Regions from separate parts of the Homo sapiens genome. Here region 2 is linked to region 1. A link is an interaction called in ENCODE POLR2A ChIA-PET data of the cell type or tissue named here. Cell type or tissue: PC-9. All regions are shown on one strand. Links, peaks and the distances in the headings refer to the core of each region. The heading gives the core; the rest is flanking DNA. Region 1 overlaps PAM (peptidylglycine alpha-amidating monooxygenase). Region 2 overlaps LINC00491 (long intergenic non-protein coding RNA 491).

What was found. Peaks named below come from ENCODE experiments on the same cell type or tissue, not always from the same donor. Only the 100,000 strongest peaks of a DNase experiment are listed, where the experiment ranks them.
Region 2: POLR2A ChIA-PET joins it to region 1 with 7 read pairs; 1 of 35 experiments calls an interaction of 5 or more read pairs at or near these places.

What each region holds. Positions count from the first base shown.
Region 1 is chr5:102,823,060-102,830,477 of GRCh38, reverse strand. The region is part of intron 1 of PAM (peptidylglycine alpha-amidating monooxygenase); the gene reads right to left. Among named protein-coding and RNA genes, the nearest start is that of PAM, 71 kb to the right of the region's middle. In PC-9, for the core only: no CTCF peak of the experiment used is centred there; a DNase peak (open chromatin) is centred at 3,627; H3K27ac peaks cover 1,071 bases.
Region 2 is chr5:102,625,423-102,632,840 of GRCh38, reverse strand. All of the region lies in intron 1 of LINC00491 (long intergenic non-protein coding RNA 491), which reads left to right. Among named protein-coding and RNA genes, the nearest start is that of LINC00491, 42 kb to the left of the region's middle. In PC-9, for the core only: no CTCF peak of the experiment used is centred there; DNase peaks (open chromatin) are centred at 3,810 and 5,310; H3K27ac peaks cover 321 bases.

The DNA of each region.
Region 1 (7,418 bases), core at 2,094-6,093:
TGAAAAACCCTATGAAAAGCTCAATAAACAATGATGAAGGTACTCAACAATACATTTCAGTGGTGAGATGCCCTGACCTGTATAAAGTAGTGAGATTCAGTACAGTGGTGAAATAAGCCACAACCTAGCAGATACCGTAGTTTTGTAGAAAAGTCTAACCAACAGGTAGAAACCATCCACCTTAATGACTTCAATCGTCCTGCTGTGAAAGACAAAGAAAAAAAACAATTATGCTACTCTTAAATGAGAAAATGGGGACGCAATGCAGGTACAGATATAAATATTTCTAGGTAATATTCAAAATATTTAACAACTGGTATTACATTGGTGATTAATCAGAATGAATGCCAGCCATGCAACCAGTTGTCACACCAGTGCATGGCAGCTGCACATAAGCCCCAGTACAGGCAGAAATATTTACCTAGAGCAGGTAGACCCCCAAAACATCTATACGTGTTGCTAGGTCTGTGTAATATTGACCCTTCTACCTGGTATGACTCTAGGGCCCAGAAAATAAATTATGTATTCTTTCTAGATTCTGAAATTTTTTAAAGGTCATATACAGAGACAGTTTGTATAAATTTGATAAAAGATATCTGCAGAATTCTCAGACTCTAAGATCTGTATAATATTGACCCATCTATCTGGTATGATTCTAGGGCCCAGAAAGATAAACCATTCTTTCTAGATTCTGAGATTTTTAAAGATAATATACAGAGACAATTTGTATAAAGTAGATAAAAGGCATTTTCAGAATTATTTCTCACAAATACAATTTTCTAACCACAAAAAACTCCCATTTGCGGCCAGGCGCAGTGGCTCACGCCTGTAATCCCAGCATTTTGGGAGGCCGAGGCCAGCGGATCATGAGGTCAGGAGATCGAGACCATCCTGGCTAACATGGTGAAACCTCGTCTCTACTAAAAATACAAAACAAAATTATCCGGGTGTGGTGGTGGGCACCTGTAGTCCCAGCTACTCGGGAGGCTGAGGCAGGAGAATGGTGTGAGCCGGGGAGGCGGAGCTTGCAGTGAACCGAGATCGCGACACTGCACTCCTGCCTGGGTGACAGAGCAAGACTCCATCTCAAAAAAAAAAAAAAAAAAAAAAAAAACCTCCCAGTTGCTCACTTTCAGCTTTCTTATTTAACGACTATATACTAAATATCCAAAAAAAGGTAGCTGTTTATATGAACATATTTTCAAAATTTAGCAACTTTGTTAATTATAACCATTTAACGTTGGTGTACCGAGAATACATTTTGTACGTATGACTTTCGGTCAAAATTTAGAGTACACAACCTGTATCCCAACAGTTGCATCTTTATGTTAATAATCATTTACTGAGAGGGCTGCATCTTTATATTAATGACCATTTACTGAGTGTTTAGCAAGTGCTAAACTCTTTGAATTGTTATATATCTTTAAGTCTTTAAAATAACCCTATGATTGCAGTCCCAGCTTCTCGGGAAGCTGAGATGAGGATTGCTGGAGTGCAAGAATTTGAGACCAGCCTAGGCAATATAGCAAGACTCTGTCTCAAAAAAAAAAAAAAAAAAACCCTGAGGTAGGAATTTCTTATATGCAAATGCAATTGATTAAGTCATATATATTTTCAGCCTAGGCTGAGAGCTGTATTCTACTACTTTGGAGATTACATAGTTTCATTTGTTTTGTAAAATAAAAAGTAAACAAGCCAACAACCAACTCTTACCAAGGCCACAGCTACATTAGCTCTAATCCTAAATCTCCCACACTGACATTTACATTTCTATCTGCCATGAACCATGAAACTAAACTTTATTGGGCACCTTCTATATGCCAGAGACTGTTAGATGCAATGCAACTTCATGTAACCCTCGCTACTGCCCTAGATGTGTATTATTAGCCCCATTTTATAGATTAGAGAAGCAAGAGAGGGTAAGTAACCTACACTAGGCCAATCAGAGCACAGATAGCAGTTAAGGGCTCTGATGCAGCAGCTAGTGTTCCCTAGAGCACACCACATGGTCCCTATAGCACAGACACAGCCAGTATTCATAGGACCAGAAGCCATCAAGATGAAGTAAATGTATAGTCAATATAGTATATCCAAGAAGAATAGGATATGAATATAACTTTTTTTTTTTTTGAGACAGAGTCTTGCTCTGTCACCTAGGCTGGAGTGCAGTGGCAAGATCTTGGGCTCATTGCAACCTCCGCCTTCTAGGCTCAATCAATCCTCCCACCTCAGCCTCCTGAGAAGCTGGGACCACAGATGCACACCACCACGCTTGGCTATTTTTTTTTCTTTTGTATTTGTAGTAGACAGAGGGTCTCGCCATGTTGCCCAGGCTCGTCTTGAACTCCAGAGCTGAAGCAATCTGCTGGCCTCGGCCTCCTAAAGTGCTGAGATTATAGGTATCAGCCACCGTGCATGGCCATGAATAGAACATTTAAGAAAGAATTGAGAATAGTTTCAAAAGGAAAAATTAAAATAAATATCAGCTTTATACTACATTAATATTTGTTTTTATGTAAATTACTCAATGAAGTCCAAGAGTGGTTTTTAATGCTAAAATCATAGTGAGCTTCACCATCCTGGCTAACAAGGTGAAACCCCGTCTCTACTAAAAATACAAAAAATTAGCCGGGCGTAGTGGCGGGCGCCTGTAGTCCCAGCTACTCGGGAGGCTGAGGCAGGAGAATGGCGTGAACCCGGGAAGCGGAGCTTGCAGTGAGCCGAGATTGCGCCACTGCAGTCCGCAGTCCGGCCTGGGCGACAGAGCGAGACTCCGTCTCAAAAAAAAAAAAAAAAAAAAAAAAAAAAAAAATCATAGTGAGCTTCAAAAGATATTGTAATTTTTATTTTACATTCCACTGGAATCCTAGCTATAAAAAATCACGCCTCATGAAAACAGACTTGGAATATTTCAAATTTATAGACATTTTCTTAAAGTAAGAATATTTTAACAATATTCAATAATCATTTGTATTATGAGGATAAAATTAAAAACAGAAGAAAATATTAGAATGTATCAGGAAGGTGTATAAAAAAAATACTAAAATGTTATTTTATTTTCCTAGGATCATAGTGGCTCAGCATACCTACATGGGTTGAATATCCTTTATCAAGAAAATGTTTGGGACCAGAAGGGTTTCAGGTTTTGGATTTTTTTTTGGATTTTGGAATATGTTCCATTATATTTAGTTGGCCATCACTAATCTGAAAATCTGAAATCAGAAATGCTCCTCCTTTGAGCTGTCAGTACTCAAAAAGTTTAACATTTTGGAAGATTTCAGATTTCTGGATTAAGAATGCTCAATGCATATTGTCCATCCAGGGAAATAAGAGCTGTCTCATAGAAAGAGGATAGCAAAGAGAAGAACCACAAACAGTTCTTGACTTTTATTCCTTTAATACTGAATTCCAAACAAACTAACTGGTTCAGAAGGTTTTTAAATATCAACAAATATACTTAGACAGAAAATATTTCTTAGCATTCTTTTCTTTAAAAGTACTAAAAATTAAGGGTACTACAAGGAAAAATTCTCTTATAAAAGCATCTATATGTATGCTAAATTTAGGTGACTCATCACATTCCTTCAATAATATCATTGAAAAATAAAGGTGGGGAGCAGCTAATTTTTACTTCCTCAAGACTGAATACTTCCTGTTAAAGTCTTTGAACTTCCTAACCTAGCAGACAGAGAGAGGTCTGAGGTCTGCATTTTCCATTCCAAGAGTGGCAGTTACACTGTAAGACCTGTCAAGGAGCATAAGATTACTAGCTACAACATTCAGAAACAAATTTGTATCCTTAAGGATTGCAGTTACAACAGAGTGCTAATCCCATTACCCAAGGAAAGGTTTGCAGCTGACTCTCTAAATGGATTTTAAGAGGTAGGGGATCTCTGGTGCATCTCAAATACGTCCTCTAGATAGGGCACCAGCAGCTCTTAGTGCCCTCGAATGTTTTTTCCTCTCAAAATTTAAAAAAATCTACCGTATGTCTACAAAGTCATACAAGCTCCTCGGTTGTTTTATACCAAATCCACCAACAAAACAAATTATATTTAAATTGTTATTAGCGATAGCAAATTATAAACAATGAAAGGACCCTGGATATCCATTTCTACTCAAGTCCCTTGAATCATAAAGCTCAAAAATTACATACAGAGCAGAAACTATCTGTTTAGGGAGAAAATGTCTCATTCCACATAAATACATAGATTAAAAGTTATTTGTAAGAAAGTATATGGAGTAACAAATTTTCAAGTAAAAATAAATACGGAAGTAAGTTTTTAAGTAAGTTAAAAAAATAAAATTTTATTATAACATTTTAAATCTCTAGATGACATTAAGTACATTTTTAGAGATTTAGTAAAAATAGCAAGTAATAGTAACTAAGATTTGAGCTCATACTTTGTTAACAATCAGTTTGCAAACACTGTATTCTTATTATCCTCATTTTAAAGTTGTGAAAAACAAGGCTTTATTTTGTTAAGTAATTTATCCAAAGCCGGGAAATTGTAGAGTTAGAAATAAAACCCAGGTTTTACACAGCACAAGTCAGTTTCATGAACAATCTCATTTATTTCTCATAATACTCTAACTCTAGAAAGCAGTATTATTTTCTTTTTCTTTTTTAGAGATGGGGTATTGATCTGTTGCCCAGGCTGGAGTGCAGTGGTACAATCATAGCTCACTTGTAGCCTTTAACTTCCGGGCTCAAGCAATCCTTCTGTCTCAGCCTCCCAAGTAGCTAGACTAGAGGCACATGCCACCAAACCTGGCTGTTTTTCATTTTTGTACGGATAGAATCTCACTATGTTGTACAGGATTGAAGTAGTATTTTCATTACTCTTATTCTCTGTATTGAAACTGAGGATCAAAGAGGTTCCATGACTTGGCCAAGTTCACACAACCCATACTCCTGGAGCTTGAACTCCAGGCCCGTTTCTCATGACTCTATATTAAATGTTCTTCCCAGCATCGCATGTTGACATTAAAATCTGGCATTTGATATTTGATCTTATACATACGCACACAGTAAGCAACCGGGTTCCCTCTAAGATTATCTTTGATTCTTTTCTGAGTTTATTCTCCTGGGCTATTAAGAATATATTTGATTTGGACAATATTTAATTTCTCACCCAAAGATAAATTTTTTAGTTTTAGATTGAAAGCCAGCGATGTTGAAGTAAAGGTATTACAGAATCTAAAACCACCTGGATGGATCTAGAGAGATCCATTATCCAAGTTTTCTTTGAAGCTCTGAAAGAAAATGTTTGATTTTTAAAATAAAAATATTAGCCATTTAATTTGTATATTTGAAAATGACTTAAATTAGATTGTTTCTTTTTCTGTTAAGTTACAAAAGAGGCTGAAATGTTACAGGTCAGGAGCCTACAAAGGTACCATAACATTAGTGCTCAGGTAAGAAAGGTGCTTTCGCATTAGCTATTCAGTTTCTTGGATCTTAGGAAGCCAGCACAAGTCTGTCATCAATGTCTGTGTCAGTGGTGGGTTATTTCCCACTTCCTGACCATTTCAAAATCTTGCAGGGTCTCTAAAGCCTAATTTAGGAACTACATATAGGTTTTTAGATCTGGCAATAATATGCTAACTATGTGGTTTATAATATATAAAATTTTATTTAGAGTGAGTCCTTATTTTAGAAAATTTGCATTTCCAGAGCTTGTGAATTTTTTAAGTGATTTGTTTCTACGTCCATAAAACTAATTAGGAAACACTGTCACCTGTATTTGATATTGCTTTGAAATCTCATTTTTCTCACTAAAAGCAACATTTAGCATGTATTGAGCAGGCAGCATAAAAACTTTCACAAATAGAGTGGTTATAGCAAAACAGAGTAATGTGAGTAACAGGAAAAGTAACCAGATGCAGCTATCACAGTTATACATGGTACCAATTAATTATACTCAGCTTTTTAATCACTATCAAATATAGTGTAAGTGTTGGGAAAATATTTAAAGACAAAAACTTGGAGATTCTGTATTTGGTATAAGGAAGTTTAAATACAAAATGACTATCCCAGTGACTATCACATATTACACCTTCCATTTGTACATAGAATGACTAAGATAAAACAATGTAGCTATAAAGTTTTGGCTGATTTCATAAAATTGTATTCTTCATAGGTTTATTGAAATGTGATATGAATAAATACTACAGATTTAGAAATGTTCGCAGAACCCTCCTCGCCACGGAATTTGGTTCCGTATACTATGCTCATGAACACTTGCCTCATATTTTCTTAAATATTTATGAATAACATAGTCTCGAACTCAACAGCCTTTTTCTTGCAATAGCTCTTCTTCCAGATGCAGCATTAAGTATGGTCTTGAATTAAGGATCAATAGCATCTTTAATGCTGCTTCCCTAAACCATCCGCTAGTTTTGTAGGGCTTCAATAAACCAAATGTCATCTTACATGTTTCCATTTCTGGTGCTCTTTAAAACAACAATAAATAAGCTGAATTAATGTTTAATAAACATACAAAGAAAAGATTACATAATGAAACTTTGAGTATTTTTCTCCTAAACGAAGAAGGGGGCAGAACTAGTATCTTTTTCATGGTCAGGGTCTATTTGAGATACAGTTAGTTCCCTTTCTGTGACCTGCATATAACAAGTTCAGACTCTGCTCTATGAAGTGAACATGAGAACAGGACTATTAAAAGTTCACTTATGAGCATAGATTACAAGTGTTTACAGTACATAAACTCAGGACTACTGGACTTTAGAGCTTAATTCTGGGTCATATTTCAGTTTCTTTCTTAATGCTCACTCTTAGAAGAAAATGCCCATGGAATAAAAGAAGGTCCATAACTCTCATTCTTAGTTAAGTAGGTTCTAAGATTACTTGGTTTTAATTGCTCACTCTGATTATAGTTTGACATCTGTTCCAGCGCTCCTTTCAGGAATCAAGTCACAGATGTAGGAAAGTCTGAATCACCCAGTTATTCAGTCTTTCATGTCTAATTATTTCCCACACCAAAGTTATATGTGATGGTCACATATTTGAAATACTTTAAGGAGAAAAAACTTTTAGGCTTTGATTTTTTTTTTAAAGTAGGGGTTTACCATTAATTTTTACTTATTTTTTTAAAAGTTCTTCCCTGAAATTTAGCAAGATTTTTATAGCAACTTATGACTCTATTTCAACTCAGTGTTGCTAAGTAAACATTGTGATTTTACTCTATTCTGTAACAACTTTTGACAGTATTCAAACTCTCAGCTTTGGTGACAAAATATACAAACATCAGGAACCTAATTCTGAAGTGTTAGCTAAAGCCTGAGACTAAGACAAGGGGATTCAGGCTCCCTCAGTCCAATGCACTTTCTGCTATCATGGTTGAAGGTCAGAGATTCACTTTTCCACATCCCACTCAATACCTAGCTCAGCTTCTCAG
Region 2 (7,418 bases), core at 2,307-6,306, 200 kb after region 1:
TATCTCATTGTGGTTTTGATTTGCATTTCTCTGATGGCCAGTGATGATGAGCATTTCTTCATGTGTCTTTTGGCTGCATAAATGTCTTCTTTTGAGAAGTGTCTGTTCATATACCATTCAGGACATAGACATGGGCAAGGACTTCATGACTAAAACACCAAAAGCAATGGCAACAAAAGCCAAAATAGACAAATGGGATCTAATTAAACTAAAGAGCTTCTGCACAGCAAAAAAAAAACTACCATCAGAGTGAACAGGCAACCTACAAAATGGGAGAAAATTTTCACAATCTACCTATCTGACAAAGGGCAAATATCCAGAATCTACAAAGAACTTAAACAAATTTACAAGAAAAAATCAAACAACCTCATCAAAAAGTGGGTGAAGGTTTTGTTGGTAATTTTTAAATTACCATTTCAATCTCGCTGCTTGTTATCAGTCTGTTCAGGATGTCTAATTTTTCCTGATTTAAGCTAGAAGAATTGTATCTTTCCAGGAATTTATCCATCTCTTCTAGGTTTTCTAGTTTATGCACATAAAGGTGTTCATAGTAGCCTTGAATGATCGTTGGTATTTCTGTGGTGTCAGTTGTAATATCTCTCATTTCGTTTCTTATTTGCATTTTCTCTCTTCTTTTCTTGGTTTATCTTGCTAATGGACTATCAATTTTATTTATCTTTTGAAAGAGCCAGCTTTTTGTTTCATTTATCTTTTGTATTTTTTTGTTTCAATTTCATTTAGTTCTGCTCTGATCTTGGTTATTTCCTTTCTTCTGCTGGGTTTGAGTTTGGTTTGTTCTAGTTCCTGGAGGTGTGATCTTAGATTGTCAGTTTGTGCCCTTTCAGTCTTTTTGATGTAGGCATTTAGGGCTATGAACTTTCCTCTTAGCACCGCCTTTTGATGTATCCCAGAGGTTTTGATAGGTTGTGTCACTATTGTCATTCAGTTCAAATAATTTTTTAATTTCCATCTTGATTTCATTTTTGACCCAATGATCATTCAGGAGAAGGTTATTTAATGAGCAAGAAAAAAAAACAAACAATCCTATCAAAAAGTGGGCTAAGGACATGAATAGACATTTCTCAAAAGAAGATATACAAATGACCAATAGGCCAATAAACATGAAAAAATGCTCAACATCTCTAATGATCAGGGAAATGCAAATCAAAACTGCAATACAATACCACTTTATACCTGCAAGAATGACCATGATCAAAAAAATCAAAAAATAGTAGATGTTGGCATGAATGTAGTGATCAGGGAACACTTCTACACTGCTGGTTGGAATGTAAACTAGTACAACCACTGTGGAAAACAGTGTGGAGATTCCTTAAATAACTAAAAGTAGATCTACCATTTGATCCAGCAATCCCACTACTGGGTATCTACCCAGAGGAAAAGAAGTCATTGTACACAAAAGATACTTGCACATGCATGTTTATAGCAGCACAATTCACAATGGAAAAATTGTGGAGCCAACCCAAATGCCTATTAATCAATGAGTGGATAAAGAAACTGTGATATCTTTATCTATATAGATATAGTTATAGATATGATGGAATACTACTCAGCCATAAAAAGGAATGAATTAGTGGCATTTACAGTGACCTGGATAAGACTGCAGACTATTATTCTAAATGAAGTAACTCAGGAATGGAAAATCAAACATCATATGTTCTCACTGATATGTGGGAGCTAAGTTATGAAGACGCTCAAAGGCTTGCGAAAGATACAATTGACTTTGGGGACTTCTGGGAAGGGTGGAAGGGAAACAAGGGATAAAATAGAGTGCAGTGTATACTGCTCAGGTGATGGGCGCACCAAAATCTCACAGATCACCACTAAAGAACTTACTCATGCGACCAAACACCACCTGTACCCCAATAACCTATGGAAAAAAAAAGCTTTTTCTAGAATTAAAAAAAAGTGGTCAGCTTGATGTTTAATTGCAGAATTGATCTTTTTTTATAAAAGAAAATATAATGCTTATTAAATAGCAGAAATAAAGTTATGTTTGACCTTACAAAAGATATATCTGATATCTGAAGAGTTAAGATTAAGGAGGTTGAAAATGTTCCAGAAGTAAGAATAATTACAAGAAATGCATGTCTTGTAGGCAAATGGTTCTTATAAAGTTAAGAGCTTGCTTTTACATGGATGAGAGGACAAGGTTTGGATAAAGGCTTGATTGGCCTTCCACGTGTGGAGAGACATCTTTTTATCATTCCTGTAAGAAAGTTGGTGATGTATCAGGAACAAATAGTTTAAAAATCAGGTCTGAGACCTAGGTATTAAGGTGATAAATGCTTTATGGTTGAGTTATGAGTGTCAGCTATGTCTCTGCTTGCCTTAATTAGACACCTCACCAAATCTGCAGGTGGAGCTTGCGTCACTTTATCAACAGACTCATCCTCTTGTGAATGATACGGGCCAATGGCACCCTGCTCATCCCTGTGGGTGTGAGAGAAGGTCTGGGAGGGTGTGTGTGTGTGCTGTGTGCTCCCCATGTAAGGAATGGTATGTGAACATCAGCTATGGAAATTAACAGGTTTGGGGTAAGCTGGGTCAAGGACATGACAGACATACACAAAATGCTCTCTTAGACAAGAATAAAACATGCTAGAAATGTGTAGGACAGGAAGCAGGGTGAGCTTTTTGCTACAGTGATCAACAAAACATGTTACTAGGTATTTTTGTCAGGAGAATCTTAAACTTCCCAGACCCCTAAGCACTTAGCTAATTGATATCAGTTTATGACACTGATGGTAATTTTAGTGAAGTGACATGATAAGGTGAACAGCAATTCATATCTCTTAGACCACTACAAAGCCTTACATGGACACGATTTTCTCCTCACATTTACCATGACCCAGGGCTTGAACAGCACTTTCATTCTTACTTTCTTCAGTATCAACCATCCAAACATTAACACTCTGGTAATGGCAAGAGAATGGTTCTTAAGATTTACAAAGTTATAAAATGTAATCCGCTATATATAGGATAAGTAGACACAAGTATCTGAATACTACTGTGGCCTAGAAATTTTAGATAGCACTTTTACTGTTGTTGTATTAAAATTTTTTTATTATAATTATTCACTTTAATACATATTTGTGCAATTATATATTGAGCATAAGATAATATATTATATACATTTTAATTATTAAATTTAAAACACATATTTGTCTCCCCAATAGACCATAAGCTCTTGGAGGTAGGAGAAAGATTGTATTTTATTTATCATAGGGTCTAGCAACAAACAGATGCTCAATAAATGTTCATTGAAAGAAGGAAGATTACCAGATGTTTTAAAAAGAAATTAACACAAACATTTACTATGTATTAGACTTTACAAATCATTTCATTTGTTCTTAATGGCCACTGTAAAATTTAAGTATTTTATTATTTCTAACTTGGGGAAGAAGAAATGAAGGCCTAAGGGGTTAAGTAATATGCTTGGTGTCATTGCCAGCAAGAATTGTAGCTAGGATTTGAAACCAGGTCTTCATAGTTCCATAGTTTGAGCTGTGACTTCCAGTTTAGATGAACGCTCAAACAAACATTTTGAGAGAGTGTTTGTGTTTTATTGATTAAAAAGAGACTGGATAATACTACTTTTTGTAGAAATATGAAGACAATATGAAGTTTGGATTAATGACTCCTGGGAACTTGGTACTTTTAAAATCCTTTGATTCATAGACAGTGAAGATTTTTAGTTACTTAGTTGAATTTTTTATTCTATATAAAAACAGGTTTGGGCTGAAAAACCTGCTAGCTCCAAGTATAAATCTGGGAGGACAGGGCTGAGTCAGAGCTCACTGACCTTCTCAAAGAGGCTTGAGACATCTTTGTGCCAGCTGCACTACTGGAAGAGGGAGTCCTCAGGGGAAAAACACCCACTCTGTTTTATTAACGGAAAATTTGTCATTCTGGTTTTAACTGAAGGATTAAAAAGGAGACATGAGAATACTTCAGACATGAATTTCTGTATGATTTGGGCTCCCAGGCTTCAGAGATTCCTCTCAGGCAGACAAAGAAGGCAAGCCATGGTCAAGAGCTCTGGCCTTTATTTTGTTTCCCTGTGAAACATTTTGTGAGACACAGATGCAAGAGTAAGTGGCTTATTCCAGGTCATCCCAGGAAACAGCAGCAAGGGTGTGGGCGAGTTAGACAGTGAAGAAGAGGAAGTCAGAAAAGAGTTTGTGATCAAGCAAGTCACCACTGTGGCTAAATTGGCAGTCATTTTCATGAAAACTGAGCAGCCGTGTAGATGGTGCACCTCAGAGTTAGGGAAGCTGAGGTGTGTTGTCCACAAGTTTCTCATTTGTCATTGGTTGATGGCTACATCTAAGACCAGTAACTGGTACAGAGGCAAGTGTTATCAACATAAGTTATATGTTTCTTTTTCTAACCTTTTTTTTGTGCTTTAGTAACTTCAGTTTGTATATCAGAGAGTCAACCAATTCATTGACTATTGAAATTTACTAAATTCATTAACCTGTTGACTGAAATACCAAGCCCTGTATTCCTGCTCTCACACCTAGTCTTAGATACAGCATCACTGTGCTTATTCAATTTTTGTATTGAATAGACATAAATGTTGATTAGTCTTAAAGGAGCATCCACTTTCATGTAACATATATTGTATTCATTGTGAACATTTTTGAAGTCTCCATAATTATTCATTTTGGAAATACTACGTAATGCTAATTGCATAGATCCATTTATAAAATGGATAATATTTTGAAAGATATTAATGTGCTTTTCCAGTATTTTTCCTCATAGGGGGTCTTTCAACTAGTTTACCTGAGGCATCCCTGCCTCTGGGAAATTAAGATATTTAGGTAATATTAAGCTTTTGGTATGCAACATAGGATTGTACAGCAAGTTAGTATTCTTACAAGCCAGGCTATTGTCTTAAGGAAGGATTTTCTAAATTTTTTTGGTTCCCTCAGTTGCCACATTAGCAACAGAATGTCTTGTACCATGTTGTCAATAAGCTATATTAACAATCAAACTGGAGGTCTCAGCCTTTGCCTATCATGGGGCTCAGATGGAACCTGGAAGGAGACTATGATTAAAAAGATATAAATGAAAAGCTGCCTCTTCCTGACCTTGAAATGCTATGAGAAGAGTAAGAGAGAAAAGGTCTAGGAGCAGAGACATTTAGATGTCTGCTCAGATTTTCACTTATTTGGAATTGGTCTAGAGAGGGACAGGTATATTAGTGAGGATACTACAGTGATAGCAGATGACTCATGTTTCCTATATCATCTAACAAACTGCCCTATACTGATCTAGATTACATTAACAGTCAAATAAATTTGAATGTCTCCAGCATGATTCATCACTCAGATCCTGTTGGTTAGTTTTTCCAGCCTATTCTTGCTTTCCTTGTGGTGTAGAAAAGAGTCTAATTTGAAAGCTTTCCAGAGGGGTTTTGTGCAGTGGGGAAAGGTGGCTTCTCAGCAAGGGCTGCTGAGTGGACAGCCTGAGCTGGGGCTGAGTGGTGTTAAAGGCAGACCTCCTATAGACCTATGGGAGAAGTTTAGGTGCACTCAGAATAGCCAGGAGCCATCACTAGGAGCATTACTTGAACCAAGAATATCAAAAAGTTAAAAAAAACTTCAAAGTTCCTGTGCTTCTGTCCTGGAGGTCCATAGGACCCCAAGGAATGAGATAGCCAAGGGCATCGCCCAAAGGCCAGAAGATGAAAAGATAGCATAAGGACCTTATAGTTCCTCAGCACCACAAGGTCATATAAGAAGGTCCCCATAGCTCTTCGCTCATATACCCATTCACCACTTGCAGAGCAAAGAAGGGGGAAGGTGAGACTATCTAAGAAAAATAACATTTTTATCTTATAGAGACTAAGTACCACTTAAAGGGATTATTTTGCTTATTGCATTTTATTAAGCTTTAACAATTGCCTACTTAGTTCATTTTTTGCCGATTTAGTTAGCAGAGGAGTGGGCATGAAGAATCAAAAGGAAGATCACGGTAGCTAGCACAAAATGAAGACATTACTATTTGCTCTGCAATTCCAAAATGCAGTATGATTTAGTAGTATCTACTCTGATATAGTCATATTCTTTAACATATCAAGTATCCTAACCATTAAATATGGGGACCTCAAACTGGCCTTTACCAAATTATCTTCATTCTACCTCTGCAATATTTCTTTTCCTTCCTTCTTTCCAACCAGGTCTTGCTCTCTTCCCCAGGCTGGAGGGCAATAACGTGGCATGCAATCATAGCTCACCACAGCCTCAACCACTTGGGCTCAAGTGATCCTCCCACCTCAGCCTCCCGAAGTCCTGGGATTATAGGCATGAGCCACTGTGCGCAGCCCTCTGCAATATTTCTAAACTCTCTTTGTCATAGCTATCCTGCTATTGCCCTAGTCCAGACCTTTCAGCCTCACTTGGACTAAACCTTTTATACTGTGTCTTCAATTCATGGCTTGCCACTCCAGTCCATCTACAGTTTTTTTTTTTGCCATGTGGATTTTACTGAACACCTCACCCCTTGCCATTTCATTGCTCCAAAATCATCTTGCCTAAATAACAAATTCCACATTCTTTAGACTGGGATTTGAAATTTTCTTGGATAGAGCTTCAATCCACCAACAGGTCTTTTTAGGATCTTTGGAAGAGCATACACATCCTCTCTTTGTGTCTGTGTTTATATTGGCTCTACTTCTTGGAAAGTCCTTCCTTTCCCATCTGTATAAGCTCGTAAACTCTGCAAATTCAAGCTTTAGAACAAATGTACCTCTTCCAAAAAGTTTTTCGTAACCCACTCAGGTAAAAAGCATTTTTACTATCTCCTCTCAGCATCGTTTGCATGGTCCATATTGGGAGAGTCTTATCTGTTCTATGAGACTATATTTTTTTTACAGTGCCTTGCTCATGATGGTTGTTGAATATATTTTTAAAAATTTGACTGGGTAAAGGGAGGCTATATATATGTTAGACTGTAATGCTTAATTAGTAATGTTAAACAGATGTGTATTATTTACTCTACATGGACACTGAATGATTTTTAAGAGATACAAATTAAATAAAAATAATTTCTTATGCCATGTAACACATCCATAAATGTTGTTGCTGATAAGTTAAACAGGAATGTGTGAAAAGTCATTGTAAACTATAACAGTTGGAGCCTATCTGAAGGCCTATAAATACCTAAAGAGGGCTCTTGCAAACTGAAGGATGGTTTTAATAGAACAAACTGTTCCATTTAGATTACATGAACACACAGTTTTAAAAATACAAAATTAGTGTCTTGTTTATAGTTCTCTACCCACTGGATTTTAGCAGCTTCTTTATTTTCAAACCACTTGAAAAGAAACAAATGAAAACTTACATAACATGAACAAAGATTTTTGAGCCATGTTTTTTTTTCCTAATAGAAAA